2 separate regions of the Homo sapiens genome follow, and region 1 is linked to region 2. Evidence: chromatin contacts called from ENCODE POLR2A ChIA-PET data. All regions are on one chromosome and are shown on one strand. The core of a region is the stretch at or near the end of the contact, and the rest is flanking DNA. Distances in the headings are between cores, read along the strand shown. Region 1 overlaps THSD4 (thrombospondin type 1 domain containing 4). Region 2 overlaps LRRC49 (leucine rich repeat containing 49).

Region 1 (6,828 bases), core at 3,042-5,541, 190 kb after region 2:
CACACACGCACAAATGAGAGCATGTTTAGTGTCCTCAGCTTAGTATCTTTACTGTTTTATTCTTTTTCACTTAACTATGTTTATGAGAGCTTTCTATATCAGTATATACACAGCTGCCTCATTCTTTTAAACAGCTTCATAGTACTCCAATATCTGAATGCACCATAATTAAACTAGCTCCTTATTTTCCTGTTTAAGGATACTTAGATTGTCTTTCAGATTTACAATTTACAACCACCACTCAGGTATGCAGAACACAATTTATTTTTCTATAACTAGATGTGGTTCATGAGCCTCTGCTTCTATTGCTGAAGGAAAACTTTGCCAATTCCAGGAGACTCAGATGCTCAGACACTTCGTGTTAAGCATGATCAATTCAGGGTTTATGTTCAGCTCAGTTAGGACTCTCTCCTCTCTCTCCTCCCCTCTTCCCAGGAGGTGTGACCTGGATCCCCTGGTGAGGGGCTCCTGTGCAGGCTTGGCAAAGGAAGCAAGCTGTCGGCTGTGCTTCAAGCTGTTGGCCACCTTCCACCCTTGCTGTGGCTGCTGCTGAAATCTCTGCATGTACCCTCCTGGCCTTCTGTCACCAAGGGCCATATACTCTGTGGAACCACAAAGGGGTGATCCACCCACTCTCAGGTGGGCCCCTCCACCTTGATGCCTCCCTCCCACATCCTAGTCAGGTGCTATGTTGGACACTGGCTTCCCCATAAAGCGTGCAAGTCCCTTCTGTTCTCAGGCCCCTAAACACATCTGGGATTTCTACTGTTCCCCAGCCCAGGCCACTGCATTCTGTCCTAATCTCTGAATACTGCCTTTTGGTTCCTCCCTCATCTGCCTGCTAGTCAAACTCTCCACTCGCCCAGGCTGGAGTGCAATGGCACGATCTTGGCTCACTGCAACCTCCACCTCCCGGTTCAAGCAATTCTTGTGCCTCAGCCTCCCAAGTAGCTGGGACCACAGGCATATACCCACCACGCCCAGCTGATTTTTGTATTTTTAGTAGAGATGGGGTTTCACCATGTTGGCCAGGCTGGTCTTGAACTCCTGACCTCAGGTGATCCACTTGCTTTGGCCTCCCAAAGTCCTGGCGAGCCACCACATCCAGCCTGCTAGTCAAACTCTTAATTTCCTTGGGTTCAGAAAGGTCATTCCAAGGTCATAACACTTCTTCATAGTCTGTAGTGTAAGCTCTACCTCTGCCTACTGTTTTCCAGACTTTGGCTCTTGACGGATAAAGCTCAGTTTTTCCAATTTAAAGAAACCTTTTCCCTCCTCATACTGATCTTTGAGTCTTCCCTTCTCTGGCGCTATCATCCTCAGTCTCACTCTAGAAGAACTGTGTGGAAAGAAGGAATGACTGAAGTGCACTGGCCAGTTCCTCAGTTCGCCGTCCTGCTGTGGTTTCAGGTGTCCTGCCAGCTCCCCAGGGCTGCACTGAGGATCCCCACACTCACATCTCTGTGTGCTCTTACAGGCACTTGAGAAGGACTATTCCTCGGTATAATTTCTACCACCTAGTGTTGTTTTAATGTCTATAAAAACCTTTTTAAAAGATACGTGTGGTCATACGAAAGTATTTTGGCAAAAAGCATTTCCCTTGATAGTCATTGTGAATTACATCTCCCTCCTCCCTCTCCTAGCTTAAAGTGCCAATGCTTTGTATCAATGCCAGGAGAAATAGAGGAGTATCTGTCCACATTTCGGAGGCTGGCATTGAGGCAGCCCTCAGATGCAGCATCCTCACATTTGTAACCAGGACCCTGTGATACTTAGTCTCCGGGAAATTTGCCCCAAAACATTGGCTTGGGAGTTTAGCCTTGATATATAGTAACAGTTCAAAGTGCAAATGTGGCATAAAGGCTCTCTTTAAGCCACATGGACATTATTCATTAGACATAGTAAAATCCAGTAGTATCTTAGATTTTCTCCACAGAATCTAGTACGGGGACTTAGATTCCCCACTATTCAGCTTTCTCCAACAATAAATAGGCTTTCATCTCATGAGCTTCCTTCTCATCTTCCCTATGGAAGAATTTATTTCTGTTTCTGTAGCAACTCAACTTAGGTAGCAAGATGCAAGGAATGCCACCTCTCTCTTTTTTTTTTTTTTTTTTTTTTGAGACTGGGTCTTGCTCTGTTGCCCAGGCTGGCGTGCAGTGGCACGATCTCAGCTCACTGCCACCTCCGCCTCCCAGTTCAAGCAATTCTTGTGCCTCAGCCTCTCCCGAGTAGCTGGGACCACAGGTGTGCACCCATCACGCCTGGCCAATTTTTTGTGTTTTTAGTAGAGATGGGGTTTTGCCATGTTGGCCAGGCTGGTCTGGAACTCCTGGCCTTAAGTGATTCTCCCACCTCAGCCTCCGAAAGTGCTGGGATTACGGGTGTGAGCCACCATGCTGGCTGGAATGCCACCGCTCTTAATGCTATAAAACTCAGGACCTTCAAGGTTAAGCAGTGCAAGGAGACTTTCCACGCGGGCAGGGGTGGTCAGCCTCATTGCCTATCTGCCTTCGTGGAGTTCCACTTTACTGTGGGGTTCTCGGGCTCCACTCCTCTGGTTCCTCGAGGGCAGTCCCCGGGGCTGCTGCTCTGTGGGATGCTGTGGCCCGTGTGGGGTTCATGTTAGCACAGCTGAGAGAGGCAGGGCCCCTCAAAGGAACTTGCCTGAGCTCTAAGGGAAAACAAGATGGAAATAAACACGGAGAGCCTAAGAAACACAAAACAGCCTGGCTCCGGAGGGCGGGGCTCTCACTCTGCCCACTCCCCTCTGTCCTGGAAACTGAGAGGAGGTAGGAAGCCCCCCTATAGCTGCAGGCTGCTGACAGCTTTGCCTGGGTGGCTTTCCAGCTCTGACAGCTCTTGAGCTCTTAATTCTTCACTCCTTTTGAAAATAAAGGCTGAGTCTTAGCCCCTGCTGGGTCCCTCTCCATTCTGAGGACCTGTCTCTTCTCTAGGTGTTTGATACCAGAAATGCTCTCACACAATAGATGAGACTTCTGTTCCTACATAGAAGGAGGTGGCTTTGTCCTCAGGGCCATAATAGTTTAACAGTCTTTTAATAAGATATAATAATTCATATAACAGAAATTAAACAGGCACAATAATGATGAGGGGAGATTTTTCTCCCTTTGGCAATAGTGGTTTGAGCCATTCGTTTGTTATTTCAGCTTTTCTAGGGTCAATTAACTGAGCACCTATTATGTGCTAGTCATTGTAGTAGGCTATAGGGATATAAGAAATAAGGCATAGTCCCTGCCCTGAAGGAGCCTGCAGCCTGGTCAACTAAGGCAGGTGTGCAAACAATAAGCATAATAGAAGATTGTGCTGTGACAGCTACATGAGGCCCAGTGGAAGGACAAAAGAGAAGGGCATCAGTTCTTTGAAGGAGAGGGTTGGAGGGCGGTTTGGACCAGGAAAAACTTCATTGACACCAAAATGCTTCCGTTGAATCCTGAAGGGTGACTAGGTCATTATTTTGGGAAACGATGCTGGAGAAAGCAGCTGAGGAGGAGGAAACAGCATAGGTCAAAACATGGAGAATAAAGTCCCTTGGCCTACTGAGGAGGTACAAGTGGTGTGGGTGGTCCATGCAGGGCCAGGGCTGACAAGAGATGCAGCAGGAGCCAGGCTGTGTAGGTTGAGTGGGTAAGCCAAGGAGTTTGGGTGGAATGCAGAGAGAAGGGGTGGGTGGAAGAGCCAGCCGTCTTCAGGGGATGGTGGTACTTGGGAGTAAGACAGAACAGTGGTTCTCACTGTGGCCCACAGACCAAGAGCATCATCATCATCTGAGAACTTGTTAAAAATGCAGATTCTCAGGCCGTGCCCTAGACCAATGGAATCGGAGTTTTTGCAGGTGGGGCTTCACAGTCTTTTGTAACAAGTCTTCTAGGTGAGTCTGATGCTTGTTCAAGTTTAAGGACTACTGAGATAGAGAATATGGGAAGAGCTAGAGGGGCATCAGTTTTGTGGAGGAAAGATGGTCAATCCGGACTTGAGTGTGTTGACTTCGAAGTGACACGTGGAGCTATCAAAGTGCAGTCCCAGGACCCACCACATCAGCTTCATCTGGGAGCTTGTTACAAATGAAGCAGAGGCCTGTGCTAGACCCGCTGAAGCAGAAGCTGGATTTTAGTGAGACCCCCGGGTGACTTATGTGCACTTTTCAGGCTCTAGTCTGGAGGTTAGCTAGGCACATGGGGTTGATGCTCGGGAGAGGGATCTTGGCAGGAAACAGAAAGGCGGGAGTTGTCAGTTCCAGGTGATGATTGCAGATGACACATTTCCAGGGTGAGTGTGTAGGGAGGGAGACTGGATGGAGTGACTTTGCTTGAGTCATGCTGACTGCTTAGCATTATCTTTGTAGAGCTGTGGAAGATCACACATAACCAGCCCTGGATGGCAGCCAGCCTGTTGTAAGGAAAACATGCTGTTTGCAGCCATTATCTCAACAACTATTATAGCAACAGCAATTTTCCCAGACGCCCGTTGGATGAACTGGGCCTGGAACCTGGACTTAGAACCCTTACTGTGCACTGTCATGTTCTTCTCATAGAGCCCTACTTTATGGTGGTGTGGGGGCGGGGTGGGGGTGTTCCATGTACTTACGTTGTCAGGGCTGGAAATGTGAACAAGTGGAAAAAAAAATCACACATGATGCTCAATAGGCACTCATAGAAGTTGCTCAATAAAGGTTTGTTAAATATTGTTGAAACAAATCATTAAAAATTGCTTTCAGATTTAAAAAATGCATTTCTATCAGTAAGTTCAATTTGACTTTACAACATCCTTGTAAGTAAACATGCTTTCTTAAAAAAAACTTTATTGAGATATAACTTACATACCGTAAAAATCACCATTTAAAAATACTATGTAACTCAATAGTTTTTGGTATATTTACAAGGTTGTGTGACTATCACGACTATCTAATTGCAGAACAGTTCCATCATCCTAAAAAGACACTCCATCCCTTTAGCAGTCACTCTCTTTTCCCCTCTCTCCCCAATCCCTGGAAACCACTCTCTGTCTCTATGGATTTGCCTATTCTAGACATTCTATAGAAATGGAATCATATGTGTCTGGCTTCTTTCACTTCTTTCACTTAGAATATTTTGTAGGTTTATCTATGTTACAGTATATATCAGCACTTATGGCTGAATAATAATCCACTCTGTGGGTATACCAATGTTTTATTTCTCTCTACATCAGTTGATAGGCATTTGGGTTGTTTCTGCATTTTTGGCTATTATGAATAATGTAGCTATGAACATTCATGTATAAGTTTATATACAAATGTATGTTTTCATTTCTCTTGGGCATATACCTAGGACTGCAATTGCTAGGTCTTGTGGTAACACTACATTTAGTCTTTTGAGGAGCTCCGAGATAGTTTTCCAAAGTGACTACACCATTTTACCTACCCACTAGGAATGTATGAGGTTACCAATTTATCTTTCCCAACACACTATTATCTGTCTTTTTTGAGTATAGCCATCCTAGTGAACATGAAATGGTCATGCTCTCATTTTACAGCTAAGAAAACTGAAGGTGCATTATTTGCCAAAGTTGGTAGAGCTATTAAATAGCCAAACTAGAGCTTTTCTTACATAAAGGCAAATACTTGTATGATGCATACTCTGTGTGAAGCATTAGGTCATTTGCTCTTAAGTCATTTAATCTTTGTAACTATCTATAACAAAGGTACTATTATTGTGTTTATTTGTAAATGAATACAAGGCCAGAACTGGGCTTGGAGTGCAGCTAGGGAGGTTCTTAGGGTGCAACATTTAAGAAGACATTACTCTCAGGTTCCTACCAGCACTTCCACGACCCTGACTGTTATCTCCTTAAATATTGCATCCTAGTTGCTTCACTGGCCTCATCTTAATCCTGGTCCTGTTTGAAGAAACTGAGGCATACAAAGATTGGGTAACTTACCCAAAGTTTCCAAACTAGCAAGTAGCAGAGCTGGGATTCAAACCCCAGAAAGCTGGCCTCAGGGTCCATGTCGTGAACCACTAGCCTACACTGACTCCCACATCTCTGATCTGCAAACTGTGCCTTTTCCATTTCTTTCTCAAGACATAACTTTCAGAAATTAGCCAGTGCTTTGACAAGTGGAGCACCTAAAGTAAAATCCCAGAGATGGGTTCTGGGGAGACTAAGCCGAACTACTCAACAGCTCCCCTGGGCGCCTACCACATGATTCTCCTGAAGGAGTTTACTGGCCACACAGATCGCCTCGCCACATCTGTACTTATCATAGCTCTGCATAAATCTCCCCAGTTCCGTGGAGGCCCCCCTGCAAGCGGCCAGATGGACTCTGTCCTGTTGGAGAAGAGGCCATTCAGACCCGTCAGGATTATTAGCTCTGACCAGCTGTAAGGAAAACAAACGTTCTCCTGGCCAAGCCAGAATGAATCTGCCACTTGTCCAAATGTTCTGAGTCAAATACCTAGAAATCAGATCTCTCATAAACACACCCAATTTGGTAGCTCATGCTCTTTGGTCTTTTAGAATTAACTGGTCATTTGCATTCATTTCGTCACCTTTCCAATGCTGTTGCTCTGTCATTGGGTTTTGAATGGTTCTCCAATTTAGGCAGAGCTTCCCACAAGGCAATATGAATACAAAAATATACATTGGTGCTTGTATATTTTACCCCCTCAGGCCTTTGGGAAGATGTTTACACAAGTCATCAGCCAACAGCAGGTTCTTCTTCTGCTCCCCAAGAGGAAGCTCAAGTCAGTTTTGGTTCATCAGTGCTGAGTGAGCTCCAGCAGGGCAGCCTGTCCCGGGCCAGCAGATCTTTTGTATCTGCCTCAAACT
Region 2 (7,097 bases), core at 2,471-4,970:
ATTAGCATCGTACCATACAGTGTACTTACTTTATCACATATCTATGTGTCTATCCATCCATCAGTCTACCTTCGTATTTTTTAAATTCATCTCACAGTCATTGCAGACATTAGTATGCTTCTGCCTAAATAATTCAGCGTGCATTTCATTAATTGAGATTCAGTATTCTACAGAGTATTTTTCTTTGTAAATTTTTCCATTTAGAGGTAAAACTTATATACTGAAATGTAAATCTTAGGTGTACAATTGCTGAGTTTTGACAATTCATACATTCATATAACCCAAACCCTATCAAAAAAAATTTTATTTTTTTCACATAACATTATGATTTAAGCATTTTTTCTTATTATGAATCTTTATTTTATTTTATTTTTAAATATTTCACCTTTTAGATATGGGGTACAGTGCAGATTTGTTACATGAGAGTATTATGTGATGCTGGGGTTTGGAGTATGGATCCTGTCACTCTAGTAATGAGCACAGTACCAGACAGGTAGTTGTTTAGCCCACACCCCTACCACCCTCTATGTTGTTCCCATATTTATGTTGTTCCCATCTTCCATGTGTGCACAGTGCTTAGCTCCCACTTATAAGTGAGAATATGCAGCATTTGGTTTTCTGTTTCTGCATTAATTTGCTTAAGATTATGGCCTCCAGTTCCATCTATGTTGCTGCAAAGGACAGGATTTCACTCTTTGTTATGGCTATGTAGTTACTATTCCATGGTGTATATATACTATATTTTCTTTATCCAATCTACCATTGATGGGCACCTGGGTTGGTTCTATGTCTTTGCTACTGTGAATAGTGTAGCAATGAACATATGAGCGCATGTGTCTTTTTGGTAGAATGATTTATTTTCTTTGGAGTATATACCCAGGAATGGGATTGTTGGGCCAAATGGTAGCTCTGTTTTAAGTTATTTAAGAAATTGCCAGACTGCTTTCCACAGTGGCTGGACTAATTTAATTATATTCCCACCAGCAGTGTATGAGAGTTCCTTTTTCTCCACAGCCTCGCCAGCATCTGTTGTTTTTTCACTTTTTAGTAATAGCCATTCTAACTGGTGTGAGATGGTATCTCACTGTGGTTTTGATTTGCATTTCTCTGATGATTAGTGATGCTGAGCACTATTTCATATCCTTGTTGGCCACTTGTATGTCTTCCTTTGAGAAGTATCTGTTCATGTCCTTTGCCCATTTTTTACTGGGGTTATTTGGTTTTTGCTTGGTGATTTAAGTTCCCTATAAATTCTGGATATTAAGCCTTTGTCAGATACATAGTTTGCAAATATCTTCTCCAATTCTGTAGGTTGTCTGTTTGCTCTGTTGATAGTTTCTTTTGCTGTGCAAAAGCTCTTTAGTTTAATTAAGTCCCATTTGTCTATTTTTGTTTTTGTTGCAATTGCTTTTGGGGACTTAGCCAAAAATTCTTTGCCAAGGCCAATATCAAGAAGAGTCTTCCAGAATTTTTATAGTTTGAGGTCTTACCTTTAAATTATTAATCCCTTTTGAGTTAATGTTTGTATATGGTGAAAGATAAGAAAGGTCCAGCTTCAATCTTCTGCATATGGCTAGCCAGTTATCTCAGCACCGTTTATAGAATAGGGAGTCCTTTCCCCATTGCTTGTTTTTGTCAGCCCTGTTGAAGATCAGATGGTTTTCGGTGTGCAGCTTTATTTCTGAGTTTTCTATTCTGTTCCATTGGTCGATGTATCTGTTTTTTACCAGTACCAAACTGTTTTGGTTACTGTGGCTTTATAGTATAGTTTGAAGTCAGATAGCATAATGCCTCTGGCTTTGTTCTTTTTGCTTAGGATTGCTTTGGCTATTCGGGCTCTTTTTTGGTTCCATATGAATTTTAGAATTTTTTTTCTAATTCTGTGAAGAGTGACATTGGGAATTTGATATGAATAGCATTGAACTGTAAATTACTTTGGGCAATATGGCCATTTTTATGATATTGATTCTTCCAATCCATCAGCAGGGAATGTTTTTCCATTTATTTGTGTCATCTCTGATTTCTTTCAGCAGTATTTTGTAGTTCTCCTTGTAGAGGTCTTTCACCTTCTTAGCTGTATTCCTACGTATTTCATTTTCTTTGTGGCTATTGTAAGTGGGATTGTGTTCTTGATTTCACTGTCAGCCTGGATGTTGTTGGTGTATAGAAACGCTACTGAATTGTGTACATTGATTTTATATCCTGAAGTTTTACTAAAATTGTTTCAATTTGAGAGCCTTTTGGCAGAGTCTTTAGGATTTTCTAGGTATAGAAATCATATTGTCAGCAAAGAGAGATAGTTTGACTTCTTTTCCTATTTAGATGCTTTTTAATTTCTTTCTCTTGCCTGACCGTTCTGGCTAGGACTTCCTAGAAATCTTCGTAGGTATAATTTTAATGACACTATCTGTGATTTTTAGGATTTCATTTGTTTGTTTGTTTGTTTTGTTTTGTTTTTTGAGACAGAGTCTTGCTCTGTCGCCCAGGCTGGAGTGCAGTGGCACGACCTCAGCTCACTGCAACCTCCACCTCCTGGGTTCAAGCAATTCTCCTGCCTCAGCCTCCCGTGTAGCTGGGACTACAGGCATGTGCCACAACCCTGGCTAATTTTTATATTTTTAGTAGAGATGGGGTTTCACCATGCTGGCCAGGCTAGTCTCGAACTCCTGACCGCAAGTGATCCACCCACCTTGGCCTCCCAAAGTGCTGGGATTACAGGTGTGAGCCACTGCACCGGGCCAAATTTTTTTTTTTTTTTTTTTTTTTTAGAAACAAGGTCTCACTCTGTTACTCAGGCTGGAGTGCAATGGCATGATCATAGCTTAAACTGTAGCCTTGAACTCCTGGGCTCAAACGATTCTCCCACCTCAGCCTCCCAAGTACCTGGAACTACAGGCATGTGCTATTACACCTGGCTAAATTTTTTATTCTTGTTTTTCTGTAGAGATGGGGTCTCGCTATGTTGCCCAGGCTGGTCTTGAGTTCTTGGCCTTAAGCGATCCTCCTGCCTTGGCCTCCCAAAGTGCTGGGATTACAGATGTGAGCTACCATGCCTGGCTTATGATATTTTAAATTTAGCTCATTTAATTTATCTTGAAATTATTTTGGTGTTTTGACTTGAGTTGGAGATTTAAATGGATCCTTTTTCTAGTAGTTAAATGTATTGTCTCATTGACATTTATTACTTTCCTTCTTCATTGATGTGCATTACTTCCCTTGTAATTCTGATTATCTGATGTGTTACATTGATTCTTCCATGTATATTATACATTCCATGATTATGCCTTGATACTATTCAGAAGTATCAATAGCCAAAATAAATGTTAAATTCTTGATTAAACAAAATCACTTTGTTTTAGTCTCTGTGATGAAATTGGGGCACAATATTCAAATATCCTCAGCTCCAAAATTCCTCTGTTGTGTTTAGGACCAGGTTTTTCATTTTCACACTGCCAGACCCAGAAGTTGAGTGGGAGACCTGTTTCTTTAGAAGGCAACGTCCTGGGTCCCAGGTTTCTATATGTTTACTCTTCCTAATTGTACACTTCCCCCCAACTTTCTCCAAATGGTCAAGGCTGCGTAAGTCAGTGTAGTGTACCATTTTATGCTTTCCCATAATAGAGGGTAAATTCAGAGTATACATACTTAAAGTATTACATAGATATTAACTAATATCATACCAATTGAAATTGTCACTATCTGTATCCTGATACATTTACCACAGGAATCTGTGAGTCTGCATTCAGCTGACTTGTGTGAGCTAAATGACCTGAACTGAGATAGGAGAAATAGTAGTTATGATTCAACAATTCCAGTAAAGAAACACATTTTCTAGCAGAGCTGTCCAACAGAGGTAGGAGTAGACTGAGAAGTACTGAGACCCTTGTTGTTATCTTTACTCAAGCAGAACTCTGTCAGCAGTGACTAGGAAAGAATTCCTGCTCTGAGGAGTAGATGGGGGAGGAATAGGGGGTCAGAATAAATTATTTCAATTTTCTGTGGTTCAGCTAATTGTTGCTTTGACTTTTGGATTAGTTATGATTTAATACAAAACTTTCTCTTTTTTTTAACAGGAAATAAAGGAAAAGAAGAAATTCTGTAAAACATATATAGAAGACCTTGTGAAGGAAGCCACAGAAATCAACATGAAAAATGAGGCTTTGCAGAAGCTTTGGCCACAGATGTTCATTGAGCTTGTTAGGGATGCAGTCATAGAAATTCGCAATAAAAATTCCTATATGAAGCTCTGCCTACAGCAGATAACAGACCAAAAATAAAAATGGCCTTTAGTTACAGTTGATTTTGGCAGTTTTATTTTTTGAAGGTTGAAAATATGCAGGTTATACATGTTAAAACAACAACAACACTATCCTATAAACTAGAAAGACTAGTATAAAAGCATTATTGCCCACTGTTCTCATAGCTAAAAGTTAAGAAGGAAGGAAGGAAAGCAGGAGAAAGGAAGGATTAATTGCCTGTATGTGAGGACCAAACAACCTTTGGGAACTAAACAGTTTTCAGAGATGGCGTGGCACTGCATCCTTGGTTCTTGCTTTGATTGGTGCCCTGCTATAGCCCAAAGCACGTAGTATTTGCTGATGATTCAGCATGAGCTGCATCTACCTACTTTTAGCTGATAATTTTCAGTTATTTCCCTTTTTATTTTATGTCATGATTTCAAAGCCAAAAATATGTTCTTTTTATGAGTGAAGAATAAACTTACTAACAAATTAGTCAAAATAAAGTATGTTTGCCTCCTTAATTCAGTCAGAATTGTCATATTTATTGTATGTTCCTCTTTAGTTAGGTACGGTTCCTGCTATTCACCTATATGGAGGATGCCCCATTCTTCTAGGAATGCATTCTCAGGGAACCACAGGAGGTCCTGGGAATCACTATGGGCAGAGAATATGCAAATGAGTCAAAACTGGGATAGGAAGAAAATGTTTTGTCTTAGGAGATCCTGAATGACTATAAAATGCTGTTACAAAGCAGTAAATCTGCTTCTCTGAAAGATGTTTCCTTCCATTGTTAGCTCTCAAATGCTCTTTTAATAGACATGCATGTGTACCTGTGTCTCAGAAGTATTAGGGATGCATGAGTGAAGGGTTCTAATTTTTAAAATTTCATTTGAAGATCAAATTCATGCTGGTGAGAAGGGTAGTAGGAGCCTATTACCATAGCTAGAGATGATGCCACTTCAGAAAAACAATCTTAGTCAATAAATAGGAATTTTTCGGTTTGCTTAGATTTTACCTAGCAGCTATTATGTCAGCAGGACCACCAGGATATGGGAAAACAGGACTAGAAGATGTACGACAGCAAAGACATGCAGAGACATGCAGAGACACCTGGAAGGAAGCTAGGTAAGCTGCTATTGCGGTTCTGAGAAAGACCCACATCCTTAAGATCTCTTGATTACTCTTCTCCCAAAAGGCGTGCTTAACTTTAACAGGTTACCATTTTTCTGATCATAGCCTTAAAAGGCTGTCCTGGTTTTTTCTTTTTCTTTTTTTTTTTTTGAGACAGAGTCTTGCTCTGTCACCCAGGCTGGAGTGCAGTGGCGCGATCTCGGCTCACTGCAAGCTCCGCTTCCCAGGTTCACGCCATTCTCCTGCCTCAGCCTCCCAAGTAGCTGGGTCTACAGGTGCCCGCCACCATGCCCAGCTAAGTTTTTGTATTTTTAGTAGAGACGGGGTTTCACCATGTTAGCCAGGATGGTCTCGATCTCCTGACCTCATGATCCGCCTGCCTCGGCCTCCCAAAGTGCTGGGATTACAGGTGTGAGCCACCATGCCTGTCCTGTCCTGGTTTTTTCATCTTGGCACTTAGGCCATCAGCTTACTAGTGTGTAACCTCAGTTTCCTCCTGATAGCACACACTTCGTAAGATAGTCATGAGAATCAAAAGAAACAATGCATGTAAAGCATTTCTCATCATGCCTGGCACACAGCAAACACCCAATACGTTGAGCTTTAATTATTACTCTTTTGGCTGTAGGTTGAACAATAGGGTTGGTGCCCTAGGACAGAGGAGCTATTAGCATTGCTTTCTGATCCTTTAGCCTCTCCAAACTGAAACATATGGACCATTTCTCATCTGGCTAGTAAACACTTATCTCTCCTGGGCTTATATCTTGTTTGGTATAGAAATGAGATCCCAGCTTGAAGGTGATGTTGAGAGGAGAACCAAGAGTATATTGTCTGTGGGATTCTGGCAGATTGGAAAGATGTAAGAACTTGTGACTCTTTGGGAGTCTGGGTAACTGTTCCCACTCTAGGCTTTGCAGATGAATGGACCTAGCTGTTTAGTAATCTGTCCAGCTTCCTGCATGTCTGTTCTCCCCTAACCCTCCCATCCCTGCTGCTAAAGAGACTTGACACTCACATGCTTTCTTGGCCCAGTCACCCTGGGAATCTTAGGAACACTAAGTCAGCACTCAATGAAATGGCAGCAAGCCATCCCAGCCACTGCTGGCTCTATGCAGACCTGCTTCAGGCCTGGTAATAGGGTCTCTCTCTTGTTCCTGAAACCAAGCCTCTTTATTCCTCAGCTTTGGTCTCTGCTTCCTTCCTACCTGAGTTCCCTTTCGCTCCTACCTGCTCCCACTACCCCATACTGATTTCTACTTCTTGAATCCTTACTTTGTCGGGTCTCAAACGTCGAATGGCGATCCTCCCATCTAGTTCTACACTCCAAACTCATTTTGCGTTCTGAAGTTCCTTGGTGAAGATAATCCCCAGATAAAAAGACAAGGAGACCTGGGTCTGCTGGGTTAGGGATCAAGTGAGGGTCCTATGTTGTAAGTGAGTGGTGATCTAGGGAACAAATTGCCATTTCTTCTTGGAATTTTCCAGGGTTTTCAGGGAAGGGGAAGAGATGCAAATCCCATAGTCTGAGACTCTCTAGGCTAGTGTGTGCTGAAGAATTGCTTTTTTTCAAAAGGGATCTCACGCAGAAACACTATTGCATTTGCCTCAAAAGCAGAAACATTTAGTACCCCCATTTAGGGAGATACTGTACCCGATGTTCTGGTACAGCAGCTGGATGGTGAAGTGTGCTGCTACACCTGAGGATGGTTACCAAGTGTGCAGGTG

The links. ChIA-PET counts read pairs that join two places held with the same protein, here RNA polymerase II (POLR2A).
Region 1: POLR2A ChIA-PET joins it to region 2 with 25 read pairs in activated naive CD4-positive, alpha-beta T cell. The contact joins two enhancer-like sites. POLR2A ChIA-PET finds 5 or more read pairs at or near these places in 3 of 52 experiments (A673, AG04450 and activated naive CD4-positive, alpha-beta T cell).

Annotation. Positions count from the first base shown.
Region 1 is chr15:71,233,485-71,240,312 of GRCh38, forward strand. All of the region lies in intron 4 of THSD4 (thrombospondin type 1 domain containing 4), which reads left to right. Among named protein-coding and RNA genes, the nearest start is that of THSD4-AS1, 48 kb to the left of the region's middle. Within about 2 kb of position 4,292, at least 8 of the 41 ENCODE cell types and tissues checked have a DNase peak (open chromatin) inside an H3K27ac peak, as active enhancers do.
Region 2 is chr15:71,045,336-71,052,432 of GRCh38, forward strand. It overlaps LRRC49 (leucine rich repeat containing 49), which reads left to right. Exons shown (of 16, transcript NM_017691.5): 16 at 4,074-7,097. The coding sequence ends at 4,277. Among named protein-coding and RNA genes, the nearest start is that of THSD4, 67 kb to the right of the region's middle. Within about 2 kb of position 3,721, at least 3 of the 41 ENCODE cell types and tissues checked have a DNase peak (open chromatin) inside an H3K27ac peak, as active enhancers do.